2 separate regions of the Mus musculus genome follow, and region 2 is linked to region 1. Evidence: chromatin loops called from intact Hi-C (ENCODE). Cell type or tissue: heart. All regions are shown on one strand. Links, peaks and the distances in the headings refer to the core of each region. The heading gives the core; the rest is flanking DNA.

Region 1 (8,333 bases), core at 334-8,333:
TGGACCAGCTGGGCCACAGCATGTAATCCATTCTAATAACCCCCTTTATATGTATATGTATATGTATATGTATATGTATATGTATATGTATATGTATATGTATATGTATATGTATATGTATATGTATATGTATATATGTGTGTATTTATATGTGTGTGTAATTCTATAAATTCTTTTCCTCTACAGAGCCCTAATACAAGAGGGTAATCAGGAAAGACCTTCCTGAGGAGTTTACATTTGATTTGGGATATAAAATATGGGCAGATTTTGCATAGTAAAGAGAGTGGTATAAAGTGAATGAAAATGAATATGGAGGCTTTGTGCTTGGTTATAAAAAAAACAAAACAAAACAGAGAAGGCCAGTGTGGGGTATTGAGTGGACCAGTGGGTGATTCGAGCTGTGGTGGGGAAACTAGGGGTCAATCATGCCTCAGTCTTTTTCCTCAAGCTGGGAAAATGTGTGTGTGTATGTGTGTGTGTGTGTGTGTGTGTGTGTGTGTGTATCTCTGTGTGTATCTCTGTGTGTATGTGTGTATCTCTGTGTATCAGTGTGTGCATACATGTGCACATGTGTGTGTTTGAGTGTATTTCTCTCTTTCTCTCCTTCTCTGTGTGTGTGTCTGTGTACATGTGCATGTGTCTGTGTATGTGTTTCTGTGTGTGTGTGTCTCTCTCTCTGTGTATTGAGACTCACACTCACCCTCTTTTTCCCCTCTCCCAGAGCCACTTCTACCTCTATGCCACACTCCCCACATCACACCCTTGTTTCTTCTTTTGTAACCCACTGAGTCTAGTTTGTGCTGCCAGTCTGGCTTTTCCTAGTACTATTTCTCTATTGGAGAAGTGTTTAAAGCATTTACACAAGGTATGAGTCAGAAATACAATAGCAATGTTAAAATATCTTCTGGCTATTCACAGAAGCATAAGCAATAGTGTGTGTGTGTGGACACATACTAAAAAAAATGGATTCTCCCTCCCCCAGAAACAATCAGCTATTCATAAGCTAAAGACTTGTAACCTCAAAATGAGGATGCATTTCCAGAATTCTATAAACAAGGTGTCTTATGATTCTACTCTTGTAGGTTATTTTTAGACAGGGTCTCACTATGTAGTCCTGGCTGGCTTAGAACTCAGAGAGATCCATGGCCCTGTGCTGGAGATTAAAGGCATGGGCCACCACTCCCCACACTATAGTTCTATTTATTAAAAGATCACTCTAGGACTAATCTTACCAATAGTAAAGCATTGTATAATTATTCAAACTACTGAAAACTAAATAGCAATGTAATACATAAGAGGTTCAGAAGACCAAAATATACACAGGTAGCTGATATGTGATAACTATGTCATTTTAAGTAAGAAAGGAAATTGGATCACTGTTGGAGTTTGTGGATAATTGGGCATCTCTCTAGACAAAAACAAAACAAGCAAACAAAAAAAAACCCAATGGTCAAGTTATACTTCAGTAATTTAAGGAAACAAAATGAAACCATAAAAGACTCAGAGAAAATCATCAAAGAAACATAAAAATAATGTCTTCCCTATGGAGGTGTTGAAAGTTAAACATAGGATGATGGCTGTTTCACTTTCATCCTGGAACAGTGGCATCGCTTGGTGACATCGCACCAGGGACAAATGATTGGGGGAAGGAGACTTCAAAGAAGAGAGATGGGAGAAGTACAGGGAACCATGGAGTTGGCCAGGCCTAGCTACCTTCAGAGGCATATGTCTTAGATTTCTCAGGTTAGTGTCTGTGGCTCTTGGGGAACAGTGTACCTTCCAGTTCCTGAGAGACCAACACACTCCCTGGGGCAGTGAAGCTTTCAAGCGCCCTTGTGCTTCTCTGTATGAGCCCTTGGAAGTCACAGCAGCTTAGCAGCCTGACAAGACAATTGGTCTTAGACATTAATCTTGTGTACCCTGCATGGCTTGAAAACATCATCGTATCCTGGCAACTACAACAGTATTGATCCTGGCAATTGCCACTGTATTCTCTTTCTGATAAGGCTATAAAAAGCCTGATTGCTTTCAATAAAATTGCCACAGAGCTTGAGTGTTGCTGTGGACCCTTGCTTCATTCCTTTTGTGACCTTGGCCAAAGAAGGTACCAAAGATGCCCTAACAACTTCCAGATTTATAGTTTGAGGAGCCTAGTCATCGATAGTGCTGCCTACTGAGATAAAGAAGAGTGAAAAGAATATTGGCAGGGATGCTTAAAAAACAATTCAGCTTTGGATTAAAACCTTTTGTGTTTCTTGAATACATTAAAAAAAAAACACCTTTTTTTTTTTTTTTTTTTTTTTTTGAGACAGGGCCTCGTGTATATAGCCCAGGCCAAGTCTGGATCTTCTGATTCTAGCACATCTGCCACTGAGCACTGAGGTTACAGTCACAGGCCAATGTGCCTGACCCCATATTAAGAACAGTCACAAGCCACCATGCCTGACTCCATATAAAGAACGCTTAAAACTTAAAATGTCTGGGGCTGGAGAGATAACTCAGTGTTGTTGTTGGTATTTGGTTTTCATTTTTTGAGACAGGGTTTCTCTGTGTAGCCCTGGTTGGCCTGGAATTTGCTCTGTAGACCAGGCTCTGCCTCTGCCTCCCAAGTGCTGGGATTAAAGGCCTGCACCACTGTGCACATCTGGCTCAGAGGGGGCTCAGAGGTTTATAGTACTTGTTCTTGCAGAGGGCTTGGGTTTGAGTCCCAGCATCCATGTGGTGGCTCACACTCATCTTTAACATGTGATTCCAGTTCCAAGGGATCTGATGCCTCCTTCTGACCTCCACAGGCACTGGCATGAATGTGGTGCAGATAAACACACGCAGCCAAAGCATCCATCCATATAAACCTAAAAAGGTTTTAAAAGAAGAAAAATCAATTGCATACAAAGTATTTATGACTTGATTCTGAGACTCCAGGGGGTTGACCTTGAGGTCCCAAGCAGACCAGACAATCAAACACCAAGCTACATCTAAGGCTTTGACAAAGGATTTAAGTAGACATTTTCCAGAGATGACGAATGAATGGGCAACAGGTACACGAGGAGATGCTCAACGTCATTAAATCCTCGGGGAACTGCAAATGAAACCAAAAGGAGATGTCACTTTGTACCCACCAAGATGCTCTAATAATGGAAAATGGATGATGTCATCGCTAGAAAGGACACAGAGGGATCAGGAGCCCCACACTGTGCTGGTGGGGATGTAAGGCTGTGTGCACTTTGGAAAATAATTTAGCAGTTTCTCAGAACGTAAAGGCCAAGGGGCCGAGGGCTAGCTCACAGCTTCAGGCTTTTCCTTTTGGTGAAACAGATTATAGCTATTATAGAACTGTAAAAATATATTAAAAACAACCGCTTTCTCCCTCTCCTCTTTGGTGCTGGGGAGGCAACACTTATAAAAGAAAGTATTTTCTTAAGCGGCTTGCTTAATGTTGCGAGCCGTCCAGCGGCTCACAAGGACGGGTACACCTGAATAGCAGGCCGGTGCTGAAAGAGAGGGAAACTAGGCGACCAGAGGAAGATGGAACCAAGACAGGGTTCTGATCAAGGTTCAAATTTTTAATGGTGGACATGCTTTATAAAAGAGGGGGCGGGGAAGTCCATTCCCGCCAATTCATCCTTGGAGCCTGGAACCAGCCGCAGGTGATGACATGCAGAATAGGGTGTAGTCTCTAGAATAGTTCTGGGGCCTCTCAGCAGGTAGCAGTATCTTGAAGGGGAACAGCGGCAGTGGCAGAACAATAGAGTGCTCTAGGCTCCACCCTAGATAATCTCCTTAGTGGCAGCAAGATCAAGTTCTGGCTTAGCCTGCTTCAGGCTTATGGGAGGCTACAGTTTAAGGTTTCAGAGGGTTAGTCAAAGATCACCGTGGCAGGGATCAATCATCGCAGCTGGCAGGCAGGAGCTGAGAGTTACAGCCTGGTCAACAGGCAGCAGCAAGAGAGGGACACTGGGCCTGGCCTAGGCTTTTTAAACCTCAAAGCCAGTGACACACCTCCCCCAATAAAGCCACACCTTCTAGTCCTCTAAATAGCCCACCCACTAGGGACTAGATATTCAAATATACAACCCTTTGGGAGCCATTCTCATTCGAACCAGCACAGTAGCAAAAGCAAGAAAATTAGAACACAACTCCAGCAAAGACCCATTCTTTTTACCATGATGCACCCAGGTAATTCCAGCACCCAGTAAGTTGGGGCAGGGGGATGTATTTCAGCTAGCCTGAAATACAGAACGAGACCTTGCTTTCAAAAATAGAATGAATAAAGAATTAAAACCAGCCAATCTTGACACTTTGAAAAATGGTTTTAACTTGATTTTTTGACAATCTTATACATGTATAATGTGATTACTGTAATACCCCCACCCCTAATTAACCAGCACTTTCAAATATTTTTTTTCCAAGACTCACTGAGTTTAGGCAGTGAGTTTGGGGCTATCCATTGGAGTCTGGTGGGCACTCAGTAGGGAGTCAATTGAAGAAAGTGGTTTCTCTCCTAGAATACATTAGAAGCCAAGTCTTTATCACAGAGAGGTAGGGTGCATACACTTCCCCAACCAATGGTTGACTTAAAATGCCAGGTGTTGTGTAGGTTCACTGTAAGATTTACTCCTGCTGTGAAGCCATGACAGCTTTGGCTCTGCCATACCGAGATAACTTGTGTGTGTACATACAAAATATGCATGCATGCATACATACATACATACATTTTTTTTTGGAGAGAGGATCTCTCTTTATAGACAGGCTAGCCTCTAACAAATCCATCTACCTCTCCTGAGTAATGAGATTAAAGGTTCGTGTCACCCCAATTGTGCACTTTTTAAACCGACGAACTTTATGACACATAGCTTCTCACTCAATAAAGTTGAAATCCAACTTAGTGGGGGAGCTAGGTTTTCTAAGTACGTGGGTAAGTTTACTTAGAGCCATTGGTCACAGAGTTAGTGAAGAAAAGCACCTCCTGCTTGAGGCAGCGAGGCCACGCTTCCTTCCCTTGTTTCCTAGCAACCGGCTTCCTACTGAACGCTTCCTCAAGCCTCCGTCCGTCACTTCCGATCTCAACAGGAAGTGAGGTCAACCCGGAGGCTTTCCCGGGAGTTCAGCGTTTGCCGCAGGTGAAGTCGTCTTCCTGGACGGGCACTGTCCCTGTCCCTGTCCCTGTCCAGGGCTGCTGCAAAGGCCCTGGGATCCGGGGACTCGAACCCGCGGGGGCCCAGGGCGGCAGGGGAGGAGCCGGCAGCGAGGCTGCTGGGTGTCCGGAGTCCCGAGTGTGTTTGCTCTCCCAGTTGTTCACCCCCAGCTCTAGATCTCGGACGTGTCTGCGCTCCTGCCCCAACTACCCCGGTCCCGTGTCTGAAAGAAGACCCCTCACAGAAAACATTCTCCTGGCCGGCTTCCGTTCACGCCCAAGCCCCTCGGAGCTCTGCCAAGACCTCCCTGGGATCTTTCAGCGACTTTTGAGTTGCCAGAGGCCTGGGGTAAATGTTTTCCTGAGTGCTCAACTATGGGGTAGGGAGACAGTTCCTGCAAAATGTGGGGTTAGGTAACTTGGGGCAGTGTGCATTTCGGCTTACTTTTCTTGAATGTTTCTGGCGGGGTTTCTTGTTGCAAACTGGAGGAGTTTGCCTTGGTTTAGGAGGAGGGAGACATCACTGCGAGGATGCAAGGCCCAGTTGATGCTAATTCTATAGATCTGATTGATCCTCCCAGGACTTAAAATGATCCGTTTGTATCATGTGATTCGTTCTTTTAAGCGTTTAGCGTGTTTCTTACTTGCAAGTAAACTAGTTTTCCCGGACAAGGACCGAGGCATACGGTACTTTTACGACTTTAATAGTATCACACAGTGAATGCATGTTTTTAACATTTTTAGCTTAATGTTGAAGGGACTACGTTGTGCATAGTGGGATCTCAGCCCTTACGAGGTGGAGGCTAGAGGATCTGGAGTTCAAACTCACTTCTCGGGCTACATAGAGAGTTCCATGCCAAGCCTGGGCTACACAGACCTTATCTCTAAAATAAAATGTTGAAGGCATGTATGTAATTAAACAGTTTAGCGGCTGGAAAGAATGACATGACGTAGCACCATATTTTTAGATAAAAGTAATAAAATCTACTTAGATAATTTTTTCTGAATTTGAGACAGATCTGGGACTCACATTCACACACATAGTAGGTAAAGGTACAGATGTCTTTTAGGAAAAGGCCAAATAATGGCGATTTCACTGTTTCTTTGTTTCTCTCCATTTTAATCTCTCTCCTGCTCGACATCCTTTTACCCAGGTGTTCTGTGTTAAGCTGCTGTCCCAGAGGTGCTGGGCATTATGGGAAATCAGCTGGCTGGCATCGCTCCTTCCCAGATCCTGTCTGTAGAGAGTTATTTCTCAGACATCCATGACTTTGAGTATGATAAGAGCCTGGGAAGCACTCGGTTTTTTAAAGTCGCTCGAGCCAAGCACCGGGAAGGCCTGGTGGTTGTGAAGGTCTTTGCAATTCAGGATCCCACGTTACCCTTAACTAGTTATAAACAGGAGCTGGAGGAACTGAAAATCAGGCTCCACTCCGCCCAGAACTGCCTCCCCTTCCAGAAAGCAGCAGAAAAGGCGTCTGAGAAAGCAGCCATGCTGTTCCGGCAGTATGTGAGAGACAACCTCTACGATCGCATCAGTACCCGCCCGTTCCTAAACAACATCGAGAAGCGCTGGATCGCCTTCCAGATCCTGACGGCCGTGGACCAAGCGCACAAATCTGGAGTCCGCCACGGAGACATCAAGACAGAGAATGTGATGGTCACCAGTTGGAACTGGGTCCTCCTAACCGACTTCGCCAGTTTTAAGCCCACGTATCTTCCCGAGGACAACCCAGCGGATTTCAACTATTTCTTTGACACCTCGAGAAGGAGGACATGCTACATAGCTCCCGAGCGCTTCGTTGACGGTGGGATGTTCGCCACCGAGTTAGAGTACATGAGAGACCCCTCAACCCCGCTTGTCGACCTGAATAGCAATCAGAGAGCGCGGGGAGAGCTGAAGAGAGCCATGGACATCTTTTCGGCAGGTGTGTGAGTCAGTCAGATCAGCTAACTTGCATATTTTTTTTTTTCTACTGCCAAACAGAAACGTGGTTTTGCGTAAATTGCCTGCTTTTCAAAGATTTCTTGCTAGGCCCTCTCAGACGGTTTCAGACAGATACACGATGTCCTCATTGGACATGCAGAAGTGATGAGAAAATTCGAAATAGTTCTCATTCAGACATTCAAAACACACACTACGCAGTGCTGGCGGCACAGGAGGAGGCTACATGTCAGGTTGAGGATAGAGAAAAAGTACGTTTCCCCGGGTGTTTGCCCCGGGTGTTTGCCCCGGGTGTTTGCCGTGGTGGGGAGAAGCACAGTTGCTGCTACAGAAGCACACAGCTAAGTAAGCCTCTGTGGGAGTGATAGGTGGAGAGGCAGTGTCAGAGCAGGCCTCCCTTAGAGAGATGGCATTCAAGCTGAGGCCGACAGAGGGACTGGCGTTTGCTGGGGTAGTTGGTTTCAGGCAGTGTATGAGGATCCTACAAGGCATCTTTTTAGCGTTGGAATTTATTGCTGTGCATTCACTCAGAACGCTAGTTGAGTCACATGGAGGTTTTATTTGTGTATATTCATAGAGGGCTGTGTGTGTGTGTGTGTGTGTGTGTGTGTGTGTGTGTGTGTGTGCGTGCGCGCTCGTGCACAGTGAGCAGTACCCAAGGAACCAGCCCAGTGTTGTCTCCGTACTGGTAAGTTCCCTGTCCACTCTTACTTATTCTGCGGCAGGGTCTCTCCCTGGGCAGGAAGCTGGCCAGTCAGTGAACCCCAGAGATCATCCAAGCTCTGTCTTCAGCTCTGGACTTAGAAGCCTGGACCATTCCACACAGCTTTTTTTAATGTGGATTCTGGGGTTTTAATTCAGGGCCTGGGTCTTGCAAAGCAAGCACTTTTCTGACCGAGCAGATCCCCTGGTCCATATGAGTTTGTTTTGTTTTGTTTTGTAAGCAGTTTTAAACTGTTTTTGACACCCATCAGACCGCATCCTAGTATAGATTTTGAGCCAGGTATGAGGATTGCAGAGTAGCGCAGGGTAGCGCTTGCTTGGTTGGCGAGGTCTCATTACATTTTGTGAGCAAGTGCACACAGCTATGCTATGCAACAGTCCTTCTTATTCCTTTGGCCCAGATGGCTCTGCTGGAGTCCTTCATGGCCTACTTGTGGATTTGTCCGAGTGCCTGAGGGGCACACTTCTTGAAGCCCACTCCACAGATGCACTTATGACTGTTGACAGTGGATGTTGGGGTCACCACCACCT
Region 2 (8,333 bases), core at 295-8,294, 590 kb before region 1:
CCTATGCGTGTTCAAGGCTTGCGCTTAGAAGCTAACCACCATGTTGTGAGGAAGCACAAGCAGAGACTAGACATGAGTTTCAGCCACAAAAGCAATATCTGCCCGTCTACCATCATAAACAGAGTAAATAATAAGCCTGAAAGCCAAGCTGGCATCAGCCGTCATCTTCGTTCCAACCAATGCCTGAGAAACTATAGAAGAAACAAGCTATCTTTACCATGTCCCTTCTACAACCCTGGCAAAGGGAATCCTTACAGATAGTACAGCAGTGGCTGTTCTGAGCCCAGAGTTTCAGGTCAGTTTCTTGTTTTTGCAGTAATTGTGTTCCTTTCTTTATAATGTCCATTCTCTACTCCTGGAAAAACCTTCCTCTCGCCTCAAGGGATAATTCGCATTACCTCTTCTGTGAGAATCCTCTTCAAGTCGTTTGTACATCTCCCTGTGGATACACAGTTTTGTCTGTTTGCTTCTCCCTTCTTCCCTGCCATGAGCCACTTGAGTACTGGTGATTTCACAGTAGGAGCCAAACAGTAAAGCTGGATGGTCTGCTTGGGTTTGCTTGTCTGTTGTTTGCTAAGTGGGGAAGTTACCTATTCTTTGAGTTTCATGCAATTGCAAATGTAGATGGTGAGCATTGCAATAATGGTCTGGCACCAGGAGGGAAGCAAGCCAGATGGCCTCGACTGGAGCCATGTGTTTCACTGGTGTGTGGTGTTCTGTTTTCCACTGCTAATACTTTTATAACAATAAAAAAATTAAAGAAATGCACATTGGTATCATATTAAATCTCACAACTACATTAAAAAATAACAGAAGGAGACGAGATTCTGGAATACTTTTTTAAAATGTCAGACATAGCCACACTGGTGGTGGCTTCCTCTAGTTGCTGCCGTTCCTCTCCTCCTTCTTTCCTTCTCCTCCTTCTTTCCTTCTCCTCCTCTGCCCTCCTCTTTTGTGTCCTCCTCCTGTTCCTCTCCCACTCCAATTCCTCTTACTCCCTTCTCCTTCACTTCTTCCTTTTGCTTTCCTCAAATTAAATATATTTCCATTTGATAGTTTCCTGAAACCCTGAAGTCTGGGCCTGGCATAGTAAAAATAAAGATTATGTCCTGAAAATCTTATGGCAAAGCTCGAATGTATCTTGATCTTGCATTCCTGGTTGAATGGGCATCTGGGGACTTTACACCATGGCCTTTTAGGCTTTTGGTTTCAGCCAGCAATGGAATCTCCAAGTCCAGAATCTCTTATACTGCATTTTCTCTCTCCCACCACCAGAGGTGTTGCAGCTTAATAACACCGCTAACAATCTGAAAATATTCTAATTCACCACATCTTAGGAAAAATAGAATAAGGCCTAGGATAATGTAAAGACTAAACTAATTTATTAAAGGCTTTTAATTTCAAGTATAATGTATGTTATTAAATGACTCATAAATGGCCACTAAAATATAATCACCTGAAGATGAAATTGTTGTTGTTCTTATTATGCAATAAGCCAACCACATGGAACGCATCACAAATATCATTGAGACTCTGTGGCAGAAGCACATGGTAGGAACACACAAGGACAGTATCTCTAGTGAAGCTTGGCTTGGAAACACACTCTTATGATGGATGGTTTCTCTTTTCTGAGCATGCATGTAGTAATTCAGAATGGGGAAATAGCTTTATTCTTACTTTTATGAGCAGAAAGTTTCTTTCATCAGCTTTGGTCTGAATTAGTGGGGTAAGGACCTCAGAAATGTCATATTAAAAAGAGACTGGGGCGGTTATCTCTGCTCCAGTGAGAAATGAAGTCTTACCAAGGCAGAGTGGCAGTTTCTTAGGAGTAGCATCACAAGTTATGGAAAGCTTGAAATCTGATCCCGTATCCCCTAAGGAAACCAGTGCTAGGTCTCTTGGGACCTGGGACTGTCACTTAGAAGTACACAGCAATGACTAAATCTAGAGTAACGACAATGCCGTGCCCCAGTTGTCAATCAGGACAGCAAATTATGGTTTTTCTTCAATTCACTTTGGCAGTGGCGCCTATCATTGGTTTCATTGACACAATGTCCCCATTCTGGGTCAGGTAAAACTTGGCACAAGAAACAAAGGTTAACCTGGATGCTCCCTCACCCCAGTCCATTGCATAGGGTATACTTACTTGCTTTCCTCTCTATTGCTAGAGGAATTCTAAGGCCAGGACAGTAACACAGATACTCCTGAGAAACAAATAAAATGTCTAGAAAAACATCCCTGTTGTGATACTGCCACTCTTTAGACACTGTCTTTACCTCTTACTAGCTGGGTAATATTATAGAAGTAATGCAATCTCCCTTTGCCTAAGTTGGGATAATGACAGTATCATTGCATGAGGTTATTACAAAAATTAAGTGGGAAAATATACTGAGAGAATGAAATGAATCCTCTTACCACCCATACTGCTGTCTTTACATCCAAACATCAACACGGTATTTCTAGAGGCTGCTAAAAACATGACTAACAGGTTCACCAATTGTTCTCAACCCATAATTTGGTCTTCCTGCCACCAGAACAAAAATTAAGACGCCTAATTGCTGAACTATCTTTAATTCTTCATAGCATCCATTTTGAACATATGTTCATTTCCTTGATAATACATTAAAAAACACCTGGAGTAAGCCCAAATCATGTAATAAAGCTCTTCAACTTACTTCTACACTGACAGCCCCAGGCACATAGTCCTTCTTGTTGCATTGAGCTACTTAAACTGGCCTTCCTACAAGTTTAGTGACCTCCTGGATACCATTGACTGATGGACACATACAATACTGAACACAGACTATTGTATACTATAGACATACAAAACACTAGATATTGGTGATAGTAGGTTTTGTTTTCTCTTATTCTCATGCATAGTAGATGTCAAGGCTCAATGAATATGCCTATCTTAAGTATCTGTGAAGTCAGGTAGCAAGGACAGAGTGATGCATTCTTTTCTCTGAGTCTCAAAATATTACTGAGAAGCTGTCAAGGTACCCACAACAGCACTTAGTGGAAGAACAGGCAACGATTTTGAGCCCTCACGTCTAAGCAATAACTCTCTAAACTTTCTAAAGCAGGTTACCCAGGTCTTTAATTTTCTTTCTTCCTTCCTTCCTTCCTTCCTTCCTTCCTTCCTTCCTTCCTTCCTTCCTTCCTTCCTTCCTTCCTTCCTTTCTTTCTTTCTTTCTTTCTTTCTTTCTTTCTTTCTTTCTTTCTTTCTTTCTTCCTTTCTTCCTTGCTCGCTTGCGCTCTCTCTCTCTCTCTCTCTCTCTCTCTCTCTCTCTCTCTCTCTCTCTCTCTCTCTCTCTAAAGAGGAAGCTGAAAGGCCAAATTGCTGTTTCTACTTTTCCAAAAACACTGATGTAACTGAGATAGGGTTTTTGGAGTAGAGAAATGAATGTCTAGCACATACAAGGTAGGACGACCTGGGGCATAGAAGATACAGTACTGTTGTAGCTGTATCACGATCATTCTGAAACTTTATGGTAACACTCTTTCCTGAAACAATTGCACCTGGTCTCAACTCTATGAGCTGCCTCTCTAGACAATTCCGGTTTAAGGTCTTTGATGAGTTGAAGAACGGCCTGGGACTGTTTGTGCTCCAGCCCCGAAAGTTGCATGTGGTCCGGTTTTGTTGTTTTTGGTTTGTTTTGTTTGTTTTGACCCCACTTTATTGTTAGCATACATCAGTCCTATTTCAGTGTTAACTCTGTTCATCTGTTTTTGGCATGTACATAAATTTTAAGTACTTGCTCCCTTAGTTATAATATAGAAATAACTTCTTTAAAGGGCTGGTCTTGGGATTAACCAATATAAAATTGCCAAAGTGCGACTTACTTAGCACAGTGAGTTTTCCCACAGTGAGTATTATTGGAGGTGACTTCTCTTTCTTTAGTTTACAAAGAAATTTTTATCTTTTCTTGTCACATTCTCCTAAAGTTTAAAGCCCCAAACGTTCTTTGCCACCACTAGAGTCAACCATCTAATCCATTGGCAAAGTAGAGCCATTTGGATACGGAACCATAGTTACAGGTATGGAGTCTTTACCCGGACCGCTTTGAGAAACGGACCGGAAGTGGCCCGGCTGTGCTTTTCCTCCGCGGAGGGCATTGGCGGACAAACGGCGTGACTGCTGTCCCAGGCCTACTACGAACTCCTGGGGTTTGGGTTGGGGACTTGCTGAAAGCTCCGCGGCGGCGCGGCGGGAGGTGTCGCGAGCCGAGCCCTGCCCGGCCACTTCCATGCCGGGTTGGAGGCTGCTGGCGCAGGCTGGCGCCCGGGTGCTGGGCTGTGGCGCCAGAGGCCTAGGTGCTGACCCCGGCTTAGAGAGAAGGTGGGTATGGGCAAGAGGTGGTGGCGGGGGGCGCCGCCCACTCAACTATGTCCTTGAACAGAGATTTGGTTTTGCCGCAGAGGGTTAGAAGTGGAAGGGGCCATGTGTTCAAGGGGGTAGCATAGAAAATTAAGAAAGCATCGTTCAATCTAAAGCCTTGAAGGAGTAGTGGGGTTTTGTTTTAATGTTCAAGGAATTAGGGGTTAGCTGCGACTATTAGCAGCAGCAAGAATGTCTTCCAACCAGCCAGTGCTGGACTAGACGTTGTGTTTGTATTGTAACCTATATTAGGCCTTGTGTCCGGTGAGCAGACCACTGTCGTGAAAGTTTTTCAGATAAAACTGAAACTAAAGGGAAATAGGTTGTCCAAAGTCACTCAGCTAATGAGTAGAAAATCACTTGTAATTCTAAGCTGGAACTTCCTCACTACCAACCAAAGTAGACTGCCCAGAGGTTTATTTAGGTTCTCATCCACCCCCACCGTATGCAAAAATTAAACACACTTCCTTCCTTCCTTGCCTCAAGCTGCTAATCTCCTTCTTAGTGCATTTGCTGGACAGGGGTTGTGTTCTGTGGTTTTTAGTTTTGTTTTTAAAACTGCTTATTTGGTAGTTTGTTAACATTGGCGATGCCACTCCATTAGAAAACTGTCAAGTACAGATTCATGTGGGTTAGTAGTCACTCATGTGTTTCTTATTAGTTAGGTAGGATTGTTTATTGTTAATGAAAAGATAAATTTAGCCTTCAGGGTAACCATTCTTGGTTAAAGCAGAAGCCCCCGTGTTATTATAAGAAGTGTTAGGGAAAATGGACAAACCACACCATTCCCTGAGGCCGTGAGTGCATTATCTAACTGTGGCCTCCCCTACATTAAATGGAAATAATGACTTGATTGTTTTTGTTTCCAGAAAGAATATCTTGTTCTTTGTTAGAAATCTCCACAGCAAGAGTAGTACTTGGTGGGATGAACATCTTTCTGAAGAAAATCTCTCCTTTGTTAAGCAACTGGTCTCCGATGAAAATAAAACCCAGCTGACAAGTAAACTGAATCCCTTGAAAGATGAGCCGTGGCCTTTACATCCCTGGGAACCAGGTGAGGTGTAGGGATTTGAGATGTGACCCCTTAATTACAGTATGGCTTGATGCATGAAAATGGTGACATATGACATCTTGAATTTTCATATCTGTTTCATTCTGCTTTCGTCTGCCAGCTTATTTGTTTCCAGATAAGTAAAAGACCTCAGGAAGGTGTTTTGTAGGTGTGAGGTGAAGCATTCTGCATATATTGTCTTCTTTAGATACAAAGAATATAAAATGAAAGGTAGAAACCAGGAAGAAGAGGCTGGAAAATCCAGTGTAAACTGTCCTGTATTAATACAGCTACTTTCAGTTGGGATGCTTGTGTGCTGTTTGGGAAGCATAGTTCCAGAATCAGCATGTCCTATGGCATGTATGTATGGCATGTATGTATGGCATGTATGTAGTATAATACACTAAACCCATTGGTGGCCAGACCAGGCAGGATGGGGCTTTTCCTGTGAACGTGTGTTCTCTGGAGTTATTGAGACACTTTGTTGTCTAGTGACAAAAGTTCAAGTCTAGCCTGGCTTGAGTTCCTGAGTTTGCAGCTTCTAACTCCTGAGTGCTGAGTTATAGGCATATACCCTCAGACCTGGCTTATGCAGTACATGAGATCAAACTTAGGGTCTTGTCCTTGCAAGGCAGGCACTCTGCCAATGGAGCTACAGTGCCAGCCCCAAAAGTTCTTTATAGAGGACAGCTTAGTAGAAGAGAACTTGTGGCATGTATGTAGTATAATACCATTTAATGCCTTAGAATTGGAATAGATGTTTTCTCATTGATAATGCTGGACAGGAACTAAAACTACAAAAGAATAATAATGGAATTATATATATTAATACTATTATTATATGAATACTGTTATTTTAAAGCTGAAATGTTAGAATTATCTTACATTTGCTAATTTTACAAACATTTATTAACCACCAGTATATTGTACCTAATATAATTGAAGATAATTACATCTGTAAGTAGTCTTGAATATATTATATTTGTTGGCAGGTTCTTTCAGAGTTGGCCTCATCGCCCTGAAGCTAGGCATGATGCCTTTATGGACCAAGGATGGTCAAAAGCATGCAGTCACATTACTACAGGTAAGAAAACATGCTTATAAGGGATATGTGTGTGCCAAGATCTGTGCACATAACCTGCATTGGTTGAAATGTGTATCCCAGACAGAAAACGGTGTGGTAAAGAAGAATATGACAGATAATAGTAAAGAGCTTTGCTTCTGACGGTTCCAGGAAAGTTGATTCTAGCCTAAACCAGTTTTCTCACAATGGGATTAGAATACTTGGAGTAATGCCTAGGCAGGGTAGGGTAGCATAGAGCCTCACGGATCATCCACTTAATTCATTCTTAGAAAGTGTCTCAAGCCCATCATGTTCACAGTAGTTCGTTCAGGCCCTGACTGTGATTGTGATCTCCTTGCTGACAGTCAGAGAGGACTCTGCTTCCTCCGGGGAAACCACATTTTATTCACCAAGAGCAGTCATTCTGAAATGGTTAAGGACTCAGGCTCTGAGGATAAATCCTGGCTCTGCCACTTGCTATGTTCATGAGTGCTCTAGCCTCTTCTCTAAGTGATATAATTCTATAAGAGGAAAAGTTAGGCCTCACTGCACACTGTTACTGTGAGGACCACAAGAGATGACAAATGTCAGCTCCTAGAGACGGTGCATAGTGTCTGGAAACTTTCAACTGCTTTCACTATAGAGAAAGCACAGATGAAGTTAGACCATTACTCTAGATCATTCTGGACAGCTCAGTGTCCTGGGTCTAATCTCAGAGGTGTGATGATGGTTAAAATATAGGCTGTGCACGCTTAGAATGTTAACAAGGTACAGAGCCTTCATGAACTATTATGGTCTGAGTGTGGATCAATAATGGCAGACTGGTACAACCGCACAAGAAGCAGTTTATTACTGTGTGTCAAGTTTAGGCCTATGAACCCTGTAGTCATTGTCTCGATGGGTTCTCTGGGAAGTCCCGGAAGGTGTATGCCATGGTTCTTCTTCAGCACTGTCTCAGGCACTATGGTGTTTAATACCCTAGAACTGGAATTCCTAAGTGTTCATCAGTGTGGAGAACAGGTGATGACCATTCACACAGTCTGGGGCAGTGAATGGGGTTACACATAGCAGGAAAGTGAGCTTCGCAAATGCAGTGTTGAGCGAAAGGCAGCTCTCCTTACTTAGCCAGAGGTTTAAAGTCTGGACTGGGACTTGGGTTCACTGTACCGTATTCCCAGGGGATGCTCATGCTGATTGGGGTCACAGTTTGAGAAGTGAAGATTAGGGAGAGGCAGGCACAGTCATGGGATTATAACTCTTTTTTAAAAATAATTATTTTTGCTGTAATCCTGACTGTCCTAGGTACTCACTGTGGCTGGTGGATCACGTTACAAGCTCAGGTTTTATGTTTGTTTTCAGGTACAAGACTGTCATGTGTTAAAATACACTCCCAAGGAAGACCATAATGGAAAAATCGCAGCCCTGACAGTGGGCGGGAAAACCGTGTCACGCTTCTATGTAAGTCTATATTTTCATTCCTAAAATACTACATGTTATTAGTTTTAGCTCTACATACGTTCATGTTTGCAGAATGTTCTGTAGTCACAAACTGACACTGACCCTGAGGCCTGTCTGGCTGGCAGAGATTTTGGGTTGACTAGACTTCACAGAGCCACAGTGTTTGTACATCGGTGAAGCGAAGGTTAACGTGCTCACTGCCTGTGTTGGGTTCATCACAAGGACTAAACAAGCTTCCTCTAGTTGCCTGGACTGCCTGCCGTACACTCAGCACATCCTGGGTCCATTTGTTTGATTTTGGTTTTTTCATTTGATATAGGGCTTTCCTGCATAGAAAAACATAGATATTTTACCCTTTTTTTTTCTTGTATGAAAAAAAATCA

What was found. A loop is a pair of places that touch in the nucleus more often than their neighbours do. Peaks named below come from ENCODE experiments on the same cell type or tissue, not always from the same donor. Only the 100,000 strongest peaks of a DNase experiment are listed, where the experiment ranks them.
Region 2: a loop joins it to region 1, with 4 times the contacts of the local background. A loop is called at or near these places in 2 of 42 quality-filtered maps.

Annotation. Positions count from the first base shown.
Region 1 is chr9:105,637,908-105,646,240 of GRCm38, forward strand. Pik3r4 (phosphoinositide-3-kinase regulatory subunit 4) reads left to right here and starts at 5,088. Exons shown (of 20, transcript NM_001081309.1): 1 at 5,088-5,483; 2 at 6,289-7,062. The coding sequence starts at 6,330. In heart, for the core only: no CTCF peak of the experiment used is centred there; a DNase peak (open chromatin) is centred at 5,064; H3K4me3 peaks cover 1,299 bases; H3K27ac peaks cover 986 bases.
Region 2 is chr9:105,049,174-105,057,506 of GRCm38, forward strand. It overlaps Mrpl3 (mitochondrial ribosomal protein L3), which reads left to right and starts at 4,095. Exons shown (of 10, transcript NM_053159.4): 1 at 4,095-4,339; 2 at 5,248-5,432; 3 at 6,422-6,513; 4 at 7,852-7,950. The coding sequence starts at 4,248. In heart, for the core only: no CTCF peak of the experiment used is centred there; a DNase peak (open chromatin) is centred at 4,198; H3K4me3 peaks cover 1,678 bases; H3K27ac peaks cover 947 bases.